Linked DNA regions of Mus musculus: region 1 is linked to region 2. Evidence: chromatin loops called from intact Hi-C (ENCODE). Cell type or tissue: heart. All regions are shown on one strand. Each heading gives the region's core, and the rest is flanking DNA. Links, peaks and the distances in the headings are about the cores only. Region 1 has its middle 17 kb from the start of 9330102E08Rik. Region 2 has its middle 6.6 kb from the start of Tead4.

Region 1 (12,629 bases), core at 3,177-11,176, 110 kb before region 2:
ATCACTGAGAAAGCTCCCTAGAAATAACCCATGTACCAAATTTGAAGTGGACATATATTTTTATTCCTTGCTATACACATGGGAGTGGAATTTCTGTGTCACATGGTAACTGAATTTTCAAAGAAGTATTCCATAGGTTTTCAAAGGGGCTTTCTTTGTAATACTACTCTTAAAATCATTTTACATTTTCAATATCAGTGTATAAGGGAACCCATATCTACCTCCGTAAAACTTTCTCTTTCAGACAACCTCAAAAGTTTCATGGGGTATCTTAGTAAAATTTTGATTTGTGTTTTATATGCATTATAAATAATGGTTATGCAATAAACTTTCCATGTTCTTACTGCTACTTTTATAACATTAAAGAAATATCTCTTCAACTTGAAGCAATCCCACTAAAATTAGGGACTAGACAAGGCTGCCTTCTCTTATCCTTATCTATTCAACATAGTACTTGAAGTTCTAGCTATAGCAGTTAGACAACAAAAGGAGGTCAAAGGGATACAAGTTGTAAATGAAGAAGTCAAAATATCACTATTTGCAGATGATGTGATAGTTTACTTAAGTGACCCTAGAAACTCCACCAGATAACTCATACATCTGATAAACAACTTCAGCAGTGACTGGATATAAAATTAACTCAAACAAAGCAGCAGCCTTCCTATACTCAAAGGATAAATGGGCTGAGAAAGAAATTAGGGAAATGACACCCTTCACAATAGTCACAAACAATATAAAATATCTTGGTGTGTCTCTAACCAAACAAGTGAAAGATCTGTATGACAAAAACTTTAATTCTCTAAAGAAAGAAATAGAAGAAGACCTCAGAGGACGGAAAGATCTCCTATGCTTGTGGATTGTCAGGATTAATATAGTAAAAATTGCTATCCTGCCAAAAGCAATCTACAGATTCAATGCAATCCCCATCAAAATTTCAACTCAATTCTTCATAGAGTTAGAAAGAGCAATTCTCAAATTCATGTGGAATAACAAAAAAACCTAGGAGAGTGAAAACCATTCTCAAAAATAAAAGAACTTCTGTGGGAATCACCATCCCTGACCTCAAGCTGTACTACAGAGCAATAGTGATAAAAACTGCATGGTACTGGTACAGAGAGAGGCAGGTAGATCAATGGAAAAGAATTGAAGACCCAGAAATGAACCCACACGCCTAGGGTCACTTGATCTTTGACAAAGGAGCTAAAATCATCCAGTGGAAAAAAGACAGCATTTTCAACAAAAGGTACTGGTTCAACTGGCAGTCATCATGTAGAAGAATGCAAATTGATCCATTCTTATCTCCCTGTACAAAGATCAAGACCAAGTGGATCAAGGACCTCCACATAAAACCAGATACACTAAATCTAATAGAAAAGAAAGTGGGAAAAAGTCTCAAACACATGGACACAAGGGGAAAGTTCACCAATCGCTCACACTCTAAGATCAACAATCAACAAATGGGACCTCATAAAAGTGCAAAACTTTTGTAAGGCAACGGACACTGTCAATAGGACAAAACAACAATCAACAGATTGGGGAAAGATCTTTACCAATCTCACATCTGATAGATGTGATCCAACATATACAAAGAAGAAGGTAGACTCCAGAGAACCCAATAATCCTATTAAAAATGGGGAACAGAGCTAAACAGAGAATTCTCAACTGAGGAAACTTGAATGGCTGAAAAGCACCTAAAGAAACATCCTTAGTCATCAGGGAAATGCAAACCAAAACAACCCTGAGATTCCACCTCACACCTGTCAGAATAGCAAAGATCAAAAACTCAGGTGACAGCAGATGCTGGTGAGGATGTGGAGAAAGTAAAACACTTTTCCATTGCTGGTGGGATTACAAGCTGGTACAACCCCTCTGGAAATCAGTCTGGAGTTCCTCAGAAAATTGGACATAGTACTACCTGAGGACCCAGCTATACCACTCCTGGGCATATGCCCAGAAGATGCTCGGACATGTAATAAGGACACATGTTCCACTATGTTCATAGCAGCCATATTTATAACATTCAGAAGCTGGAAACAACCCAGATATCCCTCAACAGATGAATGGATACAGAAAACATGGTATATTTACACAATGGAATTCTACTCAGCTATTAAAAACAATGACTTCATGAAATTCACAGGCAAATGGATGGACCTTGAAAATATCCTGAGTGAGGTAACTCTCACAAAAGAACACACATGGTATGTACTCACTGATAAGTGGATATTAGCCCAAAAGTTTGGAATACCCAAGTTTCAATTCACAGACCATATGAAGCCTAGGAAAAAGGAAGACCAAAATATGAATGCTTCAGTGCTTCTTAGAAGGGTGAACAAAATACTCACAGAAGGAAATACAGAGACAAAGTGTGGATCAGAGATTGAAGGAAAGGCCATCCAGAGACTCTCCCTCCTGAGGATCCACCCCATATACAGCCACCAAACCCTGATACTATTGTGGATGCCGGGAAGTCCTTGCTGATGGAAGCCTTTTATGGCTGTCCCCTAAGAGGCTCTCCCAGAGCCTGACAAATACAGAGGCAGATGCTTGCAGCCAACCATTAATTGGACTGAGCACAGGAGTCCCAGATGGAGGAGTTGGAGAAGGGACTGAAGGAGCTGAGAGGGTTCACAGCCCCATGGAGGGAGCAACAGTGTCAACAGGCCAGACCAACACCCCTTGAGCTCCCAGGGAGTGGACCACCAACCAAAGAATACACATGAAGGGACTCATGGTGCTGGCCGCATATGTGGCAAGGGTAGCCTTGTTGAACATCAGTGGGAGGAGAGGCCTTTGGGCCTGAGGGTGTTCTATGCTCCAGTGTAGGCCAGGGAGGGAAGAGAGGAGTGGGTGGGTGGGTAGGTGTATGAGCATCCTCATAGAGGCAGGGGAAGGGAGGTATGGGATAGGGGGTTTCTGAAGGGGAGACCTGGAAAGGAGAAAACATTTGAAATGTAAATTTAAAAAATCCAATAAAAAAAGCAAATAAAAAGAAAGATCTCTTCAACTCCTTCCTCTCATCCTTTCCTCTCTCTCTCTCTGTCTCTCTCTCTGTCTCTCTCTCTGTCTCTCTCTCTGTCTCTGTCTCTCTCTCTCTCTCTCTCTCTCTCTCTCTCTCTCTCTCTCTCTCTCTCTCTCTCTCTCTGTGCTCAGTGTTCTACTAGAGCTATACCCTCTGTCCTCATTTTCCTTTTTAAAATTTGAGACAGGGTCTCACTAAGTTGCTGAGGCAGGTCTTGAACTTGTGATCTTCCTGCCTCAACTTCCCTAGTAGCCAGAAATACAGACTTTAGCCACTTGCCTAGCATCGCTTCTCATTTTTAAATAGGGCTGTCTTTTGTTGAGTTTAGAGTTATTCATATATTCAAGACAGACTGTAAGAGACAGAGCTTGCAAATTGTTTTCCCAATCTGTATTATCGTTAAAAAAGAAAACCTTTTAAAGATTTAATGTGTACAAGTGTTTTGCCAGCATGTATCTATGTGATTTCACAGGTGTGGTGGTGCACATGGAGGTCAGAAGAGGGATTAGATCCCCTTCGTCTGTAGTTATAAGAGGTTGTAAACTACCATTTTGGTGCTGGGGACCAAGGTCTTCTGCAAAAGCAACAAGAGCTGCTTGTTGTTGTTGTTGTTTAGGGGGGGGAGTTAAAAAAGTCCCTCTACATACTGGCCTTGGACGCACAGAGATCAGCCTGACTCTGTGTCCTGAGTACTAGGGTTAAAGAAGGTTGATACCATGCCTGGCATAATAAGAGCTCTGAACCATGGAGCCATCTCTCCAGCCCTCTGTATTGTCTTTCCATTTGCTTCTTCAGGTAGTGCCATTATGTAACCCAGGCTCTTGTCCTGCTGTACTGAGTTCTGGGATGACAGACATACACCCTGTACCTGGGCCATTTTACTTTCTTGACAATGGTTATATTAGTCTGGGAGGGCAACCATATGATATCATTGGGGATTTTTCTTGATACATATATATGTGTGTGTGTATATATATATATATATGTATATGTGTATATATACATATATATGTATATATATATATAAAACAAGGTTTCATATAGCCAAGCCAGGCCTCAAACTCACTATATCCATCTCTCTTTCTCTCTCTCTCTCTCTCTCTCTCTATATATATATATATATATATATATATATATATATATATATATATGCAAGAATGGCCTTGAATTTGTCATTCTCATACCTCTATCTTGCAAGTGCTGGAATTATAGATATATATGGCACTGTACCAGGCTAACATATAAGTTTTTAAGGAACCTAATTCAATCCATAACACTCTGCTCTCCAGGCTTCTAAGTTCTCATATATATTTTTTGACAGTCCCCAAATTCTTATCCCATGTCACTATCAAACTGTAAATCCAATGTCTTATCAAAATATAGGTAGAAGGTTATGAAGTCACAATCCTGTAATTCCAGCATATGATTGGGCAGGAGAATTGCTTGTGCCTTGGAGTTAGAGACAGGTACAGGCAATATATTGAGACACACACCCCACCCCCTAGATGTGGAAGTAATAGAAAGTAAACCTACCAAAACTTTCCAAAGAAAACAAAAAATTAAAAAAAAAACAAATGATTAAATGTCCCTAATCTTGAAAATCTGAAATTCTCCAGAACTTCTTGACTACTACGATGCAGCAAACAAAAACTTTCATACAGATGAAACACTTTTGCATAAATTAAAAATATTTTAATTACCTTCACACTATTGATTTCCTTATGCAATAAACCTTTCTTCCAGGAAAAAAAAAATGCCCTTTAAGATACACTTAAAAGTTACAGTTCTATTAGTCTTTAAGGCACAGATGAGAAATGTCTTGAAAAATAATCCCAGAACAGGATGACTCAAGAACACTGGCTTTTCTTCCAGAGGACCTGGGTTCAATTCCCATCACCCACATGGCAGCTCATGTCTGTAACTCCTGTTTCAGGGTTCCAAGGGTTCATACATACATATATATGTCATAACACCAAAACACATAAATAATTTTTTTTAAAAAACCAATGAGTTTTTGTGGATAAGTTACCTGGATGCCCAAGAAATGAAATCTTTTAATAAGCTCTCCTGGCCGATGGCTAGTCACCTTGTTTGGCTGTACATCCTCTAAGGATTAAGTAGTCCTGTTGTGGTACTGAAGGGAATGGAGGATGAAATGAAATTGATGAATGAAAAAATAATATATAGTAAAATGTTAGTAGGATTTATGAAGGAGCCTAAAATTATAACCATAGGAGGCAAATCTAAGTAAAATGATGAGTCTTAACTTTTGTCATCTCAAAGGCATTTTAAATTATCTTAATAAACCCTTGGAGGCAGGGACTAAATATAATTCACACCACTCTTAGTTTTGGGGAGCGACTTTCATCTACATCCTGAATAGCTGGTGTTCCACTCTTTGCCATGGTCCTGACAAAAGAAAGTCTATTGAGGTTTAGCACAAAACTGGGTTGCCTGAAAGAAGACATCTACAGCCTTGTGGCTTTGCCTTGGTGCTTGGTGCATTTGGCATATTGCTGGCACTGCCTGTGGACGTTAGCTCCCGCCCATGCCCCAGCCCCGGGCACAATCCCTACATAAAAGTGGTACCCCAGAGCATTACCTTCTGAGGCCACAAGCCAGCGAGCCCTAGACTAACGGTGCCTAAGGCCACTTTAGCGGACAATCCCAGATTGATCCTTCAGGAGGCGACCAGTAACGGTCCCCGGAGGGGGAGGGGTGACTCTACTGTCTGGGAAAGGGGTTCCGCTCCGAGCGGCTGACAGTGCCTTCCTGAGTCCGACGGGGTCTCTACGGCCGATCCGCTGCACCTACAACCTCTCCAGGGCCGCCCTGGCCTCCTCTCCCCTGGACTACGAGCTCCGTGTGCGAGAGGCCGCGTTACGAGTGGACGCTCCGAAATGCGACTCTGCTTCCTTGCTGGGTTATCACCGCTGCCCGGAGCCACCGGCTTCCCACCCCTACCCAGTGGAAGCTCACTGCCGGTCGCGTGCAACCTGAGGACTGCTGGAAGGACCGGTGAGCGCTGGGAGAGGAGCGCTGGCACGTGGGAGGCGGGGCCTCGGTGTGACGCCAGCGGCTGAGGGCGGAGCTCAGGGGTCCAGAGGGCAGAGCCCGGATGTGGAGAAATAGACTGAGGGCGGGGCTTGGTGCGCGAGAGGCGGAGCCCGGTGGGGAGCAACAGGACGAGGGCGGAACGTAGGCAGGCAAGAGGCGGAGCCCGGGCCTGAGGCACCAGTCTGTGGGCGGTGCTTGTTGCTCGAGAGTGGTGCAATAACTGAAGGATAAACTTAACAAAGTGTGAGAGGCAGAGCCCAGGGATTCAGTGGTCAGCTTGGGGTGGAGTTTAGAACTGCCAGACTCTGTCTGTGGCCAGTGCCCAAGCTAGTCGTTCTAGACCATGGCTGGGAAGGTAGGAGCTGTGGCTGCTGTTTCCCGACTCCTCCGGGCAGGCGCAGACCAAAGCGATCTATACCTCCGGAGCACACCACATTCCCACCCACCCAGCCGAGCTACGGAAACTCGCGGGGGCTCAGGGGGTCATAGTTGAAGTCCCTCAGTGGGATTTGGAAGGTGCGGGTCCTAGTGTGGGAGGTGGATGGAGAGTTGACTCCGTGGTTAAAAGAACCTTGCAGAGGACCTGGGTTTTATTCTCAGCATCCAGGTCGAGACTCACCTAGGGTGGGAGGGAATGGAAGGCATCATGGGAGAGGTAGTGGAAAAGCAGAGAGATATGAGAGCCCTGACGTTTGTTGCGAGGCTAGGATGGTTCTGATGGAAAATGTTGAAAATGAACTTTATGGGCACAAGAAACAAATAACTGTACGACGATGAGTTGTAAAATCCCTTAAAGTTTCAAACATTGGTGTTAAACTCCTCAAGTATATATTAAAAGTGAGCTTTTTAATTCAGTCAGGAACTCCCAGTAGGGGGCGCGCTGTGCCCTAGCTAGGTGAAAGTGAGACTCAAAGATTTGTTGGGCCAAAGTTTTTACTTTGAAGATTACCAGCTAGAAGCAGCTGATCATAATCATGTTCTGCTTTGAAGTGCGTGCTTTACCCTCCACTAGAATTGATATTTTGTTTTTATCTTTTCATTTTCGTGATTGGAAGGTTTTTTGTGGTTACTGGTATTGTAGGTTGGCAGAGTGCTGGCTCCCCATCAGTGAGGTCCTGGATTCAGTCCCAGCTCTGAAGAAAAACAGATGTACTTGAAAACTTGTTTTTGAACCTCGATATTGTTTATCTGGATATGTTTAAATATATGCTATATAATGTAGTTGGTATGGAAGAATTATTTCAAAGAGAGAGTAAGTCAGTTCTATCTTTTTGAACGTGCAAAGAAACCTAATAACCTATTTCACTTTCGCCTTATTCTTTTTTTTTTTGGGGGGTGCAGCGAACTTTATTGATGGTATTCAAGAGAGTAGGGAGGGCTCCCTAGGCCCCTCCTGTTATTATGGGGTCTGAGATGGAAATTGTGAGGGAGATGCTCAGTGTTGGGGGCCGAGTTGGGATAGGGCCTCTCTCTTGCTCAGTGTCCTTGCTGGGGTGGGTGGTCCAGGGTTTCTTACTCCTTGGAGGCCATGTAGGCCATGAGGTCCACCACCCTGTTGCTGTAGCCGTATTCATTGTCATACCAGGAAATGAGCTTGACAAAGTTGTCATTGAGAGCAATGCCAGCCCCGGCATCGAAGGTGGAAGAGTGGGAGTTGCTGTTGAAGTCGCAGGAGACAACCTGGTCCTCAGTGTAGCCCAAGATGCCTTTCAGTGGGCCCTCAGATGCCTGCTTCACCACCTACTTGATGTCATCATACTTGGCCTGATAAGAACAAACCCCAAGATGACTATCCTTGTCCCAAGTCACTGTCACACCAGAGACAAGCCCAGCTCTCCCCATACATACAGGTTTCTCCAGGCGGCACGTCAGATCCACAACGGACACATTGGGGGTAGGAACACGGAAGGCCATGCCAGTGAGCTTCCCGTTCAGCTCTGGGATGACCTTGCCCACAGCCTTGGCAGCACCAGTGGATTGCAGGGATGATGTTCTGAGCAGCCCCACGACCATCACGCCACAGCTTTCCAGAGGGGCCATCCACAGTCTTCTGGGTGGCAGTGATGGCATGGACCGTGGTCATGAGCCCTTCCACAATGCCAAAGTTGTCATGGATGACCTTGGCCAGGGGGGCTAAGCAGTTGGTGGTGCAGGATGCATTGCTGACAATCTTGAGTGAGTTGTCATATTTCTCGTGGTTCACACCCATCACAAACATGGGGTCATCGGCAGAAGGGGCGGAGATGATGACCCTTTTGGCTCCACCCTTCAAGTGGGCCCCGGCCTTCTCCATGGTGGTGAAGACACCAGTAGACTCCACGACATACTCAGCACCGGCCTCACCCCATTTGATGTTAGTGGGGTCTCGCTCCTGGAAGATGGTGATGGGCTTCCCGTTGATGACAAGCTTCCCATTCTCGGCCTTGACTGTGCCATTGAATTTGCCGTGAGTGGAGTCATACTGGAACATGTAGACCATGTAGTTGAGGTCAATGAAGGGGTCGTTGATGGCAACAATCTCCACTTTGCCACTGCAGATGGCAGCCCTGGTGACCAGGCGCCCAATACGGCCAAATCCGTTCACACCGACCTTCACCATTTTGTCTACGGGACGAAGCTGGCACTGCACAAGAAGATGCGGCTGTCTCTGGAACAGGGAGGAGCAGAGAGCCGCCTTATTCTAACTTCTCCTTAAACATACATGTCCTAGTTTCCTTTCTGTTGCTGTGATAAAAACACTCTGACCAACATCAGCCTAGGGAAGAATAGGTGTGTTTAGCTTATATGTCTAGATCACAACCATCTTTGAATGAAGTCAGGGCATGAAGGAACCTGGAGGGAAGGCCCAGGGAGGAAAGATGTTCCAGCCATGCTCATCTAGCTTCCTTGTTCAGCCCAGGGATGTTGCCACCCACAATGGGCTGAGCTCTTCTGTATCAATTAAGATAATGAGGACAAGCTCTCATATACCTGCTCACAGGCCAACTTTATACAGCTCATTACTCAGTTGAGACCTTCTTTTCTTTTCTTTTTCTTTCTTTTTTTTGACACCTCTAGGCAGTGTCGACTTCACAGTTAATAATAACTAGAACAGTAATCCCTTTTTTCCATTGTGTCAAATGTGGGTGTTTCAGGCCTGACTGGTCCATTAAGAATGTTGCATCATTGGGCATGTTAGAGTTCACCTTTAATCCTAGCACACATGAGGCAAAGGTAAAGGGATTTCTATGAGTTTGAGGCCAGCCTGGGCTACATAGCAAGTTTCAGTACAACCTGGAGTACATAGACCCTGTATCAAAGAAAGAAAGAAAGAAAGAAAGAAAGAAAGAAAGAAAGAAAGAAAGAAAGAAAGAAAGAAAGAGAGAGAAAGAAAGAAAAGAGAGGATTAATGAGCATTGATTTGAAAGAAAATGGGACCCATAGGCTCGTAGGGAGTAAGGAGCACTATTAGGAAGTGTGGCCTTGTTGGAGGAAATGTGTCACTGGGGACAGGCTCTAAGGTTTAAGATGCTCAAAGCCAGGCCTAGTGTGGTACTCATTTCCTCTGGCCTGCTGATCCAGATATAGAACTCTTGGCTTTTTCTCCAGCACCATGTCTGTCTGTGTACCACGTTTTCCTTTATAAGAGTTGCCATAGTCATGGTGTCTGTTCACGATAAAAGAAACTGTAAGACAGAAGAATGGAAAGAAGGAAGGAAGGAAAGAAGGAAAGAAGGAAGGAAATTACAAGACTAAAGCATTCCTTCCTTCAATAGCATTTTGAATCTAAAGCTAGTAGTCATTTCTATAAAAAATTTCTATAACATTTCAGGATCTAACACTAACATTTTACTTTTAGCCACTTTGCAATGTCTTGTATTTTGAAATATTATAGGAATGCATGTCAATTTGAAATAAACCATTTCGATTGTCACCCATATAAAAATCAAAATGTTTTATGCTGTGCCTGATGGCATGTGCCTTTAGTCCCATCATTCAAGAGGAGAATCAGGCACACAGATCTCTGTGAATTCTGAGCTACATAGCAAGTTTCAGGCCAGCCAGGGCTGAAGAGTGAGAACCTGTGTCAGAAAAACCAAACACGCACATTTCATAATATACCACTTGTTTCTTTTTATGGGAAGTGTAGTTATTGTGGATTTTTCCCCTGTTTAACTGGAAAAAAATTGACTCCCAACCACTAAATTGTTTTACGGCAAGTTTTATTGTAAAAAGCCAGTATTATAGTGTAGTCCTGGAACGCTAGCACCCCAGAAGCAGAAGCAGGAAGATCACAGCAAGTTCAAAGCCAATCCCAGCAAGTCTCAAGACAGCCAGAGTTACATAGAAACAAACAAGAGTCTCTAGTGTTATAACAGGGTGTTATTCTATCTATCGCCTAAGAATCACCAAGTTTTATAAAATGTAATTAGAATGTTTAGAGTGGCAGGAGCCCACTTAATGAAGGTATATAACTTTGCAACCAAAATACTAACACAAACTAAGTGGTACTTGGGAGATTGCTGGGAGATCCCCTAGAGTAAGAGCTGCTGGCTGCTCCAGCAGAGAGTGAAACCACACAAGATGATTGGATAGTAACAGAGCCTGCTGGCCACACCAAGCCAGAGAAAATGGTTCACTCTGAGTACCTTAGGTGCAAACTGAGTGGGGAGACCTAAGGCTTTGGGAACGTGCTGAACGTGAATGCTGGGAACTGGAGCCAGGTTCAACTGGAAATGGGTAAGCTTTGCTGGATTCCCTTAGGAGAAGCATGCCTGTTGGTGCAGTAACCAAGCTGAAGGTTTTCTGTTTCTCGCTGAAGGCTGGATGTCTGTTTCATCTCCTTTTATCTAGGGATAATCACTTATGAACCAACACAGCTTTGATGTAACAACAGTTCTCTGTTTACAGTAATTCCATTATGAAATATACACATTTCAGGGCTGCAGACTGGTTCAAGGGTTAAGAACCCTGGCTGCTCTTCCAGAGGATCCATGTTCAATTCCCAGCACTCACATGGCAGCTCAGAGCTGTCTATATCTGCAGTTGCAGGGGAGCTGACACCCTCACACAGACAAAACATCATTGCATATGGAATAAAAATAAACAAGTTTTTAAAGAAAAAACTCAGCAAACTGGTCATAGTTCACACTTTAATCCCAGCACTCAGGAGAAAGAGTCAGGCAGATCTCTGAGTTAGAGGCCAGCCTGGTCTACATAACTATTCCAGAACAGCCAGGGCTACATAAAGACACCCTGTCTCAAAACAAAACAAAACAAAACAAAACAAAACAAAACAAAACAAAAAAAAAAAACAATCAAATCCTCTAAAATACACATTTCAGAAAAAAAAATAGGCTATGTGTATCCTTTGTAGATTGCTATTTTCACTGTTTCATTTTAGACCCTGTACTTCAGTGACTTTTCATAGATGGTATATGTGTGGGGTAGGCTGGGAAGACCATAAAGTTAGAAACCAGGTAGAAATCTCTTTCCAGTAGTTCCTGTCTCCATCAAAGAAAGACTTCAGGGACCAGATAAAGTTCGCAATTTGGGTGAAGATTGTCACAGGACAAAGGTGGTAGATCAAGTTTCTTTTTGGTGGGGGACTGTTTTTTAAGCCAGGGCTTCTCCATGGAACATTGGCTGTCCTGGAACTTTTCTGTAAACCAGGCTGGCTTTGAATGTATAGAAACCTGTCTGCTTCTGTCTCCCAGTATTGGAATTAAAAGTATTCAACTCCCTCTGCCCTGCCTGTTTCAGGTTTCCTGAAGGAGTTGCAACTTGGGATTTTTGGAAGCTCAGCTTATGGGAAAACGTTAATGGGGAAAATTGTGAGTTAAGTGAGGAAAGATGGGAAATCCAGGGATAGGTTTGGGATTTTCCAGAATAGGGTTTAGTTCTCTTTTCTACCCTGATGGGGTCAGGATGCTGATGTGCCATGGTGTCAGGTGCATGATGGGAATTGCAAGTTGTAAAGGCAAAGAATATGCACATAGGACTTTAATAAAGCAGAGAAGGATTGACAGTCACCTTGGTCAGCCTTGCTGGTCCCAGCAGGTTTGAGTGGTCGAACTGTAATATGCTAACTACACCAGCTTCTGGTCTAACTATAATATGCTAACTACCACAGCCTCTGGTCTAATATGCTAACTGCCACAGCCTCTGGTCTAACTATAAAATGCTAACTACACCAGCCTTTTGTCTAACTATAATATACTAACTGCACCAGCCTCTGGTCTAGCTATAATATGCTAACTACCCGAGCCTCTGGTCTAACTATAATATACTAACTGCACCAGCCTCTGGTCTAACTGTACCATACTAACAAAAGCAACCTCTGGTCTAACTGTAATATGCTAACTACATCATCCTCTGATCTAACTGTAATATACTAACTTCACAAGCCTCTGGTCGACTTACAGTTCGTCCCTTGTTTTAACCAGCATCAATCTATCTCATGTCAGTTTGGTATTTTGATTTCAATGAACATACAGTAACATTGTTCCAAATGTCAGACGGTGACATAAACTCTCACGAAGGCAGAGCTGAGTATGCACATTCCTTGTAG
Region 2 (12,629 bases), core at 2,484-10,483:
CATAGAGAGCTGGAACTTAGCTGGTTACCCAAGGTACAGGACAGAGTCGCCATGAAGTTAGAAGTCTGAGTTTTAAAGAAGGGTGCCAGATCAATTTAGGAGAAACACGTGAGCTCGGGCTGCGAGTCTTTAGAACCATTTGGCTTAAATCAGTTACTACCTAGCTCCCGCATTCACCTTGTCACTTTGAGAAACTTAAAATCAAAGAAAAGCCTTCACTATTCCCCAAAATCAAACAATCTCTGAAGCACTAGCATTAAGCTTTTATTGGTGTGGCTCTCCCAGCCAGAGCTGGTGAAACAAACTCGGGCCAGCAGTAAATCTCCAGAATTATCTTATCGTTTGCTCAACGCTAACAACGCAAGATGGAGATACACATACTACATGAGGGTAGGGTAGCACGGGGAGACGCTGAAAGAAAGTATTATAAATGTCAGGGTTGTGACCGAGAGAGGCGATCTAAAGAGTCCACGGAAATGCCAGCATCACCACGGGACTGAGTATCTATCCAGCCTCGCAAAGCGAGGACTTTGAAGGATGCAGCCCTCATTTGGATGTATAACTTCTGGTGAGCTTATTAAATGGTGAGTCATAACAAAGCCTGGTCACATCCCATTCACATGAAAAGAACATTGCAAGGCAGCAAGCGTATCTGTGAGCGTGAAGTACAGACTGTCCCACCACTTAATTGGACACTCCTTCATTGAACCTGGTACCAAGCTCAGTGCAGAAACAGACCCCTGCCTTCAAGAGGTTCACTGTCGAAGCCAGACAGTAGTTCATTATTGCAAATCCACATGAATTTGAGAACAAAACCAACAGAATTAATTCAAGGCACTGGGGTGACTTTCCCCAGTTTAATGTCTACTCCCTGTGTGTGCTAGGCAATGCTCTACCAGTGTGCTATGGCCCCAGCCTTGATTCCTTTTGGTTTCTGAGACTGAGTCTACTGAGTTAATCAGGCTGACCTTGAACTCTCTCAGCTGCTCTGGCCTCAGCCTTAGGAATAGCTGGAATTCCATTACAGGTCTCTGCTACCAGGTCTGCGGGGTGACCTTGATCCAGCTCTTGATGGAAACCTGAGTTCACCAACCGCTGTTTCAGGAAGGTTTGGTGTGAAAATAAGAGCTAGTAGGTGCTACACACCAGTGGGGGTCCACATGTGAAACGACAGCAGGACCTGAAAACCAGCATGAACCAAAGACTAAGAGAGGTGAGCCCCAGACTGTGAGGCTCATACAAGCTATACTGAAGATGTGGCCGTCATCAAGGCCACGCAGACTCAGGACTCACTTTCTTGATTCTATCATTAGACCCTCTGATGACAGTATTGCATGCATATGGAGACCCCTGTCCTGTCCTAAATACAAGAAGTGACCCTGTGACTGAATAGAGGCTCAGGATCCAGAAATGAAGATAAGGTCATGTGTGATCTGCAGATAGAAATTGTCTTTGAGGCTGAGACAGAAAGCATTTACAGCAGGATAGCTGGCCACGTCTCAACTGAAGGAAGAACTCTGGCCAGCTGTGGCCAGGGCCAGAGAAAGTTAAAGCAGGCAGAGCAAGCATTCGAGGCCAGCCTGGACTACGTTGCAAAACTCTGCCTCAAAAATAAATATAGGGGCTGGAGAGATGGCTCAGAGGTTGAGAACACTGACTGCTCTTCCAGAGGTCCTGAGTTCAATTCCCAGCAACCACATTATAATTCACAACCATCTATAATGGTATATGGCGCCCTCTTCTGGTGGGCAGGTACATATGCAGGCAGAACACAGTACAGAATAAAAGATAGATAGATAGATAGATAGATAGATAGATAGATAGATAGATAGATAGATGATAGATAGATAGATAGATAGATAGATAGATAGATAGATAGATAGAATTAATGAATTTAAACTACAGAAATTAGGATAATGTGGAAGGGGAGTCTGGCCATAACAATGTGGTTTCAAAAGGGAGGATAGCCCTTCAGGTACAAAAGGATGATTGGAAAGCCCTTTGCTTGCTTGCTTGCTTGCTTGCTTGCTTGCTTGCTTGCTTGCTTCTCTTCAAGACCATTGGGAGTCCAAGCTGTAAAGTGCCTTCACACTTCCTGGTTCGTACTCTTATAAGCTTCTAGAGAGTTCTAGGTCTTTGGGCATTCCATTTTCTGAGCAGATGAAGATGATCTCAGAAGACCTCCTGCTACAGAAAACTAATCAAGTGGGTGTACCCATCTGAGGGTCTGGTGGCTGATTTTTTTTCTGATTGATGTGTATATGTGTATGCCTACATGCACACAGGTACTGCACTAGGCCAGAGGATGTCAAATCCCCTGAAGCTAGTTACAAGTGATGGTGGGTGCTGGGAGCCAATCCCCAGGCCTCTACAAGCACACTCAATAACCAGTGAGCCATCCATTCCCCCAGACAGTGACTTTACAGAGGAAGTCAGGTGTGTTCGTAAAGCTTAGGGACAGGACCTGTGTTCACTGACCCTCAGGAATGAATCTGCTGCTGGGAACGTTTTAGCTATTTACATCCCAGCTGTAAGAGACAGAGTCCCTCCAGTTACATCACATGGTCCCTGCCTTGCCCATTTCCTTGAGCTCCAGACAGCTCCCATCCAACAAGCGTGTGGAGGCCAGAGGCAAGATGGTTGTGGTCAGAGCTGGGTTTGATGTGGGAAGGGTATTTGTGTTGATTAGGCCCAAGTCAAACTTAAAAACCATATTAATTAGTGTTAACATATGCTGTTTGGCATTATTTCCATTTCTGGAGCTTTGTTTTTCTAGTCCGTGTGGGTCATGATCATAATATCCATAGGGTATTATAGCACAAATTTACTTGTATCTATATAATGGAACTGGTCAAAGCTGCAAGTAACAAAGGACTGTTTAAAACTTCTAATGGTTTCCTTAGTTTTGTATTTGTTTGCTAGATGCTGGGGAATCAAACCCTGGGCCTTACATATGCTTTAACACCAGTCCACAGTCCAGCTCCAACACTATATTTTATTACTTATTTCATGGATAGGATTGCTCTGTTTTTCATGCACCCCAGAAGAGGGCATCGGATCCCATTACAGATGGTTGTGAGCCACCATGTGGTTGCTGGGAATTGAACTCAGGACCTCTGGAAGAGCAGTCAGCACTCTTAACCACTGAGCCAGCTCTTCAACCCTAACACTATATTTTAAACGAACTAGACATCCATGATTTACTATCACATAAAAAGCAGACTCCTCTCTCAGGTTTTTTGTTGTTGTTGTTGTTGTTGTTGTCGTTGTTTTGTTTTGTTTTGTTTGTTTTTTTGAGACAAGGTTCTTTTGTGTAACAGCTCTGGCTATCCTAGAACATGCTCCATAGACCAGGTTGGCTTCAAACTCACAGAGATCCATCTGCCCCTGCCTCCCTAGTACTGGGATTAAAGGTGTGTGCCACCACTTCCTGGCCAGATTCTCTAAGTAGTGTGCACAGTTGATTCCAGAAGGTTTGTGGCTTGTTGTTGCTATGGGAGAGTGGACGGTGCTAGGAAACTTGGTAAGATTGAGCGGACTTCAGAGTCCCTGGCACCCATGTACCCACCTGAGAAGGTAGATGGCTCCCTTATAACTTATAGATGTGTGTGCGTGTGTATATATATATATATAGATAGAGAGAGATAGAGAGAGAGAGAGAGAGAGAGAGAGAGCATTTACTAGAATGGCTTATAGGCTGTGAATCCAACAGTGACTGCCTATGATTGAAAAGTCCAAGAATCCAATAGTTCAGCCCACAATGTATCACGTGCCACATTTCTCATATAGGAAACTTGACCTGTGGTCACTTAGCCCAGAACAGAGTTCTCCATGCTAATGAGATATATAGAGACCCTGAGTTTAGCCAATAAGCTTCCCTTTTCCCAGACACTCCCCTCTGCAAAAGGTATTTAAGCTCTGCCCCACCGTGAGGAAGTGGTATGTATCGATATTGCACAATGAACAATCAATAAACAGTTTGGAGCCAAGAACTGTCTCTTTTAGGTTTTTCTCTATGTAGTCCTGGTTGTCCTGGAGCTCACTCTGTAGACCAGGTTGGCCTGCCTCTGCCTCCCAAGTGATGGGATTAAAGGCGTGTGCCACCACTGCCCGGCTGTCTCTTTCATCAATATCCATTGATGGAACATGGAGAATGCCTTCGGCTACAGAGCCGAGGTGCCTAAGCCTCCTGCAGAAGGCCCCCCTGCGCTCCCAGGCAACCACTGTTAAAGGCTTTCCCCTATGAGCTATGATGGAGTCCCCCACCCCAGCCCCTCACCCTCGCCCTGAGCTCACCCTCACCTCAGCCCAAGGGCCTCCTCCTATCTCTGCTCTTCCTCGACACAACTTCCAAGAGTCTGGATGTCTAGGAGTCTGAGAACCCCTAGCCCTGGGCTCATTCTCAGCCTGCAGGCCCACTCCCTGCGACCCAGTGGCATCTGGATGTCTAGGAGTTTGGAAGCCCCCAGCCCCCAACCCTTCGTTCCCGATTCCATGTGGTTTCCAGCAGCGACTGTAAATCAGGCTGCCCGGCTTCAGCCTCCCCACAGCCTAGGCTGCGTGTCCTGTCCCCCCACCCCATCCCCTACCCCTGCCAGCGGTGTGTAGGTGCTTCTCTTGAGCGCAGCAGCAGCAGCAGCTTGGCGCAGGGTAAATGCTGTCCAGCTAGCATCTCTGCATTCCGCCTTCCCAAGCGGCTGGGCTAAACGCAAAACCACAGTTGCTGCTTCTGTTGCTGTTGCTGTTGCTGTTATTTTTGTTTTGTCTTGTAAGGATTTGTTTTTAACAATGCCTCACTCTGTAGTCCTGTGTGACCACAAACTTAAAGCAATCGTTCCTCGGCTTCCTGAGTTGTATGAGCAAACCTTGTCCAATAATTCTTTAAAAATTCTTTTTAAGTTTTTTTTTTTTTTTGCTTTTTTTACTTTTTTTCTTTTTAAGTTTTAAAATGTTTATTATATGTTGTTTAGCCTACATATACGTTTGTGTACTACAAGCCTGTCTGGTATCCAGAAGAGAGCATTGAATACCCTAGGACAAGCAATTGTGAGGTCTCTTATCATGTAGACACTGGAAATTGAACCCATCTTCCCTGAAAAAAAAACAGCCAGTAATCTTAATCACTGTATTAGTGAGGGTTTGCTACAGTAACAAAACTTATAGATGTGTGTGTGTGTGTGTGTGTGTGTGTGTGTGTGTGTGTGTGGAGAGAGAGAGAGAGAGAGAGAGAGAGGGAGAGAGAGAGCATTTACTAGAATGAGACTTACAGGCCGCAAATCCAACAGTGACTGCCTATGAATGGAAAGTCCAAGAATCCAATAGTTCAGTCCACAAGGCTGGAGGTATCGGCTGGTTTTTCATATGTGCTGGAATCCTGAAGAAGTAGGCTTGCCAAAGAGATGAAGTAAGCAGGCAAAGAAAAGCTTCCCTCTTCAATAGACTTATATAGGCCTCCAGCAGAAGGTACGGCCCAGATTAGAGGTGTTCCTCACAGCTCAGAGAACCAGATTAGGAGTAGCTCCTCCTGCACCATGCCTGCCTGGATGCTGCCATGCTTTCACCTTGGTGATAATGGACTGAACCTTAACCTGTAAGCCAGCCCCAATTGAATGTTGTCCTTTATAAGAGTTGCCTTGGTCATGGTGTCTGTTCACAGCAGTAAAACCCTAACTAAGACAAATAGCTACAGTTCCATCGATGGGGAGTGGATGGGGAAGGCGGTGCACACCTTTAATCCTAGAGTTTGAGAGGCCGAGGCGGGCAGATCTCTGTAAATTCAAGGTCACCCTGATTTACACAGTAAGTTCCAGGACAGCCAGAGCTACCCAGAGAAACCCTGTCTTGAAAAACAAACAAACAAAAGGGAAGTGAATCTTCCCACTTCAAATCAAGTAACGATCCCTCATAGGTGTCCTTCATTTTGGGATTTTAGCTAATCCCAGATATCGTCAAGTTGACAGCCAAGAATAAGAATAGATGTCACAGGGGCTGGAGAGATGGCTCAGCAGTTAAAAGTACCGACTGCTCTTCCGAAGGTCCTGAGTTCAGTCCCAAGCAACCACATGGTGGCTCACAACCATCTGTAACGAGATCTGGCTCCCTCTTCTGGAGTGTCTGAAGACAGCTACAGTGTACTTACATACAATAAATTAAAAAAAAAAAAAAAAAAAAAAAAAAGAATAGCTGTCACAACCAACTGAGCCATCTCTTACTGCTGAAGACTTCGCTTCGTTTCATGGCTCAGTAGATAGACAGCTCACCTGTAACTCCAGCTCCAGGGTGTTTCTAGATCTCTCTCTCTCTCTCTCTCTCTCTCTCTCACACACACACACACACACACACACACACACACACACACACGCACACACGCACACACACAGGAAAAGAATTATCTGTAGTTTAAAGAATTCAATAAATGAAGGATCTTTGGAAACACTGACATTTGAAAGCCCCAAGCTTTTCACAGATTTGCTCATTAGCCAGAGTGCTCACTTCTACTGCTGCTAAGCCACAGCTTGTGAGTCTGAAGTTTTCAAACCATTTCTCCAAAACAAGGGCTGGCAAGATGGCTGGGGGTGGGGTGAAGGTGATTGCCACCAAGCCTGATGACCACAGATGATCATCTTGCCTACCCTGTAGTAGGTTTATTATTTCATCCCCAAAGAAGACATAGCTGGAGGTTTATCTTAGTGACAGAGGACTTGCCTAGCACACACAAAGCCCTGGGTTCCAACACACGCACACGCACACGCAAAGGTGAGGGTCACTCTCAGCAGAAGGTACATATTAGTGGTCTTGGATATGCCTAGCTTGTTCAAGAATGTGAATACCACCCCCAGAACTGAAAATAAGTAAATAAAATTAATAAACTCTGGGCAAATTACCTCTGTCGCCTAATGGTTAAATTATATCCCTTCCCCGTGTTTCAAAAAGCTAACCTCCTGCCAGGTGTGGTGGCGCACCCCTTTAATCCCAGCACTCAGGAGGCTGAGGCAGGCAGATTTCTGAGTTCGAGGACAGCCTGGTCTACAGAGTGAGTTCCAGGACAGCCAGGGCTACACAGAGAAACCCTGTCTTGAAAAAACAAAAACAAACAAACAAACAAAAAGCTAACCTCCCATACCTCACAAGGTGACAGTGTTTGGAGGTAATGTTCTTTTAAAAAGCAATTAAACACCAGTCATAATGACTCATACCTGCAATCTCAGTACTGGAGGCTGAGGCAGGTGGATTGCCATGAGATTGAGGTCAGCGTGGGCTATATAATGAATTTCAGACCAGCCTGGGCTGTTAATGAGACCCTGTTTCAAAGAGAGAAACAGCATGGTCTGGAGAGATGGCTCAGCAGCCAAGAGCGCTTGTTCCTCTCACAGAGGACAGAGGCTGAGTTCCCAGCCTGGTGCCTTACAACCTCATAAAACTTCAGTTCCAGGAAGGAGGCCCATGCGCCCTCTTCTGGCTCTCTTCGGTATTGCAGGCACACAGTGCCCAGGCACACACATACAGGTCAAGTGTTTATTTATCCATTCATTTATTTATTTATTTATTTATTTATTTATTTATTTATTCACTTATTTATTGTGGAAAGCCTTTTGGGGTACCTCTTGGCAGGAGTCTGGCATTGGCCAAGGACAAGGAGATGGGCTTCAGGCAGGAATCTGACAGGGTATAATAAGGAAGTAAGTTTCTGCAAGAATCTAACTTTAGGTTGTAATGGAGAAGTAAGGTAAGGCAAGAATTTTAGTCTTAGGGTGGAACAGAAGAACTAGGCTCCAGGCAAGATTTTGGGCTTGGACAAGGAAGTGGGCTCAAGTATTTCGGTCATTATGACAAGCCCTTTTAAACAACTGTCGTGGGAGAAATCGCTTGCTGCTTTGTTCCTTATTGCACTGCTTGCCCAAAATACTTGCATGTAAATAAAATGGTATAAAAAGTGGATTGGAAAATAAAAATTTGCCTTCAGTCTCAAAGTTGACTGGGGTCATGCTACAATGTTGTCTGTCTTTTTATCTTTTTAATCCTCACTCTTGCGCTGGAGAACCTGTTGACTGACTGAGCGGGCTTGGTCAGATGGCACCTCAACTTTGGAGCCCCAGTAAGTGGGGGACAGTGATGGACACCTCGGGAATTGGAAGCACATGCAAAGGAAAGTAAAGAAGATTTGGGCCAGCAGTGAATAAACCTTGTAGAAGGCCAAGGTAAAGGTAAAATGTGTTTTGTGTCTGTGTTTAGAGCTATGTGGAAATCTAGAGAAGCGAAGGTAATTCTCATAGGTGCTTTTAGCCTTTGGACCCTGACTAGAGATTGTTTACACCTGAGACATGAGAGAACGGGTTTGAGAAAAGCAGTCCTCCCCACTATCTGGGGATGATTTGGTGAAAGAGAAGGAAAATGAGCGTAAGCTGTTTCAGAGCTCTCCTAGGAGCAGGGGGAGGTCAGGAGACACCCTGCCCCCTCTCTGGCTCCTGCTGGAGGAATGCTTGGTTCTGGGTCTCTTAGGTAGGATATCTGGGTCCCTTCGGGACGTCTAATTCTCTTTCCTCTCTGTCTATTGTCTGTCGTTAGAGGGCCAATCCGTCCATGTCCGTCAAAACTGACTGTTTTATGTGAAGTCTGTGTTTTCCTTTTGTGGTTTGGCTGTTGTTCTGTGTTTCATGTTCAAAAGAAAAAGCGGTTAAAACTTTATCTGCTGGTTGTTCAGCCCTTGATTTAGTTTTAACTCATTTCAAAAGAAAGAGAGAGAGAGAGAGAGAGAGAGAGAGAGAGAGAGAGAGAGAGAGAGAGAGAAACCAAATAGTATCAATTGGTCTTTGGAGCCCTGCACCTGTAGTTAGGAGTCTAGTGTGGCTGGAGAAGCCTTGCTAGGCACTGATTGTAAAAGCTGCTCTTAAACCAGCCAGCAGCTTCTCAAGTTCTATGGTAAGGGAACAGATGGCTGTTTTTCCTACAAAAATCTCTGTGCTTGTGATTACTGGGTTCAGCAGGTGACAAGGAGCTCCTCTCTTGAAATTACAGCTTAAAAAATTAAGAATTTTGTCTTGTTTAAATAGGTAAATGTATGCAACCATTTCATTTTTGTTGCTGAATGGGTTTAAAAGTACAAATATGTTTTACATGTCTTGGTTATAAATTATTGGCTTATAAGTTACTGGTTATGATTAGAAATTTGTAAGCTGGGCGGTGGTGGCACATGCCTTTAATCCCAGAACTTGGGAGGCAGAGGCAGGGGGATTTCTGAGTTCGAGGCCAGCCTGGTCTACAGAGTGAGTTCCAGGACAGCCAGGGCTACACAGAGAAACCCTGTCTCAAAAAAAAAAAAAAAAAAAAGTAACATAGGTTACAGAAAGTTGGCTTAAAACTAGTAACTCTGGGCTGGAGAGATGGCTCAGTGGTTAAGAGCACTGACTGCTCTTCTGAAGGTCCTGAGTTCAAATCCCAGCATCCACATGGTGGCTCACAATCATCCATAATGAGATCTGATGCCCTCTTCTGGTGCATCTGAAGACAGCTACAGTGTACTTAGATAGAATAATAAATAAATCTTATAATTAAAAAAAAAAAGAAAATTTAAAAAATTAAAAACTGGTAACTCCGGGTTGGAGTAATTCAGAACTACAACATGTGGCATGAGCCAACCCACGGAAACAGGTCTCTAAAGATACATCTAAATTGGGTAATATTTTATGTAATTCTTATCCTAGAAGCCAGACTTATAAAAGATAAGGTTTAGGGCAGTATTTCTGAGGTACTGGAGGCTGCACCGTCTTGTGTTTGTGTGCAGGAATGGGCAGCCACACTTTGTAGCATGGAGGTGATTCACTTGGTGTTTTTGGAGAGACTGGATTGTTGGAGGTTGAGTTTTGCTTTTCAAAGTTCTTGCCTGCTCTGAGCCACTGTCTCAGAATGACCCAGGCGCTCGCTAACTGCACTTCAAAAGTAGGGAGACACTTAAAACTTTGTAACATGAAAGTAATGTTTTTGGTGTTGATTTTTAAAGAGAACAGATTGTTTACACTGTTAAAATTAGGTTTTGCTTCCTAAAATTGTTGTTGTGCTCTGGTGTTACAAGAGAAACTTAAAAATTATGGTTAAAATGCCAGCCGGGCGTGGTGGCGCACGCCTTTAATCCCAGCACTTGGGAGGCAGAGGCAGGTGGATTTCTGAGTTCGAGGCCAGCCTGGTCTACAAAGTGAGTGCCAGGACAGCCAGGGCTACACAGAGAAACCCTGTCTCGAAAAAACCAAAAAAAAATAAAAAATAAAATAAAATAAAATGCCAGTGTTCCATTGGCTGCAGTTTGAGCACAGTTTCAGGATTCTGACTCGCACATATTTGTAATTAAGAAGAAATCCGGGGTGCTGGAGAGATGGCTCAGTGGTTAAGAGCACCTACTGCTCTTCCGAAGGTCCTGAGTTCAAATCCCAGCAACCACATGGTAGCTAAAAACCATCCATAATGAGATCTGACGCCCTCTTCTGGTGCATCGAAGAAGGAGGAGGAGGAGGAGGAGGAGGAGGAGGAAGAAGAAGAAGAAGAAAAATGTTTAAAGGTGGAGAGCCGGGCGGCACACCTTTAATCCCAGCACTTGGGAGGCAGAGGCAGGTGGATTTCTGAGTTCAAGGACAGCCTGGTCTACAGAGTTCCAGGACAGCCAGGGCTATACAGAGAAACCCTGTCTCGAAAAAACAAAACAAAACAACCAAAACAACCAAAAAAAAAGTTTAAAGGTTCCAGACAGTGGTGGTACACGCCTTTATTCCCAGCACTAGGGAGGCAGGAGGATATCTGAGGTCAAGGCCAGTCTGGTCATATGGAGAAGATTGGCCTTGGAGTCTAATCCTCTACCTTCCAAGTCCTGAGGATACAGCCTTTCCTTACCAGGCTCCTTGAACATATATGACTTCCTGGGCCCCGCAGGAGCTGAGAACTAGAGAGACACAGAAACAAAATCCATCTTCCCTAACTCTCAAGCGACTGACGACAGCCTCCTGGAAGCTGGACAAGTGACAACCTCCAACCCCACACAGGAAATGGACAAGTGACATCCTCCAACCTCCACAGAAACCAAAAGTTGAGATCTCCGTGGCCTGGTGAACATCCAACCCGGGGTGGAGATGGGGGGCTCTGAATCTTAATTTATTTGCATTGAAATGGCCACAGTTCTGCCAGGTGGTGGTGGTGCATGCCTTTAATCCCAGCACTTGGGAGGCAAAGGCAGGCAGATTTCTGAGTTCAAGGCCAGCCTGGCCTACAAAGTGAGTTCCAGGACAGCCAGGGCTACACAGAGAAACCCTGTCTCGAAAAGCAAAAAACAAAACAAAACAAAAAAAACAAACAAAAGCCACCTGCTGAGCACAGTCTAGGCTATATGAGACTCTGACTCAAAAAGACCACTAAATGAATGAAAAATAATAATCACTATGTACTAGTGGTTATACTGGTTGGCAGCATAGCCATGGACAGTCTAAAGGGCAATATCTGAAACTGACCGAGATAGCCCAGGAGAGAATTCAGGATTGCAGGAAATATGACAAGAGGGGGGATAGTTGGAGGTTTACTGAGGGGAGAGTAAGGGGTGGGTGTACCTGCACAGGACGGTGTTAACATACAAATCGCCAGTCTGTTCACAAAACAATGATAAATGTTTGAAAAGATAGATATGTTAGCCCTTGTGATTACTCAGTATCCATATCCACATTATGTACAATTTTTTGTGTCCATTTAAAATGCTTAAGAAATAAAAAGGGAGGGGTGGGAATCTCGCTCAGTTGGCAAGATGCCCCTAGCGTGCTCAAAGCCCCGGCTTGATCCCAACGCTGCACTGCCAGGTCCCTGTGATGCTGGCGCTTTCCGCACCTGTGTGTGTGTGTGTGGCGGGGGGTGGGGGGGGTGGGGGGGGTGGGGTGGGAGCAGGAGGGTCAGTAATCCAAGGTCCTCTTGTGTCACATTGAGGACTTCAAGGACAGCATAGGATCTATAAGACCCGGTCTCAGGAAACCCTAATGAGGGGCTGAAGTCAGCCCTTGAGAGCACTGACTGCCCTTCCAAAGGTCCTGAGTTCAAATCCCAGCAACCACATGGTGGCTCACAACCATCCATAATGAGATCTGACGCCCTCTTCTGGAGTGTCTGAAGTCAGCTACAGTGAACTTAACATATAATAATAAAAAATAAATCTTTGGGCCAGAGCAGAAGTCCTGACTTCAATTCCCAAAAAGAAAAGAAAAAGAGAAAGAGGGCCGAGCAGGAGGCGCCATCATGGGTGTTGACATTCGCCACAACAAGGACCGAAAGGTTCGGCGCAAGGAGCCCAAGAGCCAGGACATGTACCTGCGGCTGCTTGTCAAGCTGTACAGGTTTCTGGCCAGACGGACCAACTCCACCTTCAATCAGGTTGTGTTGAAGAGGTTGTTCATGAGCCGAACCAACCGGCCACCTCTGTCCCTGTCCCGCATGATCCGAAAGATGAAGCTTCCTGGCCGCGAGAACAAGACTGCTGTGGTTGTGGGGACGGTCACAGATGATGTGCGGATTCTGGAAGTTCCCAAGCTGAAGGTGTGTGCACTGCGGGTGAGCAGCCGGGCCCGGAGTCGCATCCTCAAGGCTGGGGGTAAGATCCTCACCTTTGA

What was found. Peaks named below come from ENCODE experiments on the same cell type or tissue, not always from the same donor. Only the 100,000 strongest peaks of a DNase experiment are listed, where the experiment ranks them.
Region 1: a loop joins it to region 2, with 10 times the contacts of the local background. A loop is called at or near these places in 10 of 42 quality-filtered maps.

The regions. Positions count from the first base shown.
Region 1 is chr6:128,194,556-128,207,184 of GRCm38, forward strand. It overlaps the pseudogene Gm4691. Among named protein-coding and RNA genes, the nearest start is that of 9330102E08Rik, 17 kb to the left of the region's middle. In heart, for the core only: a CTCF peak has its summit at 6,947 (motif pointing right); DNase peaks (open chromatin) are centred at 6,176 and 6,956; H3K4me3 peaks cover 1,664 bases; H3K27ac peaks cover 1,316 bases.
Region 2 is chr6:128,301,099-128,313,727 of GRCm38, forward strand. It overlaps the pseudogene Rpl18-ps2. Among named protein-coding and RNA genes, the nearest start is that of Tead4, 6.6 kb to the left of the region's middle. In heart, for the core only: a CTCF peak has its summit at 7,461 (motif pointing left); no DNase peak of the experiment used is centred there.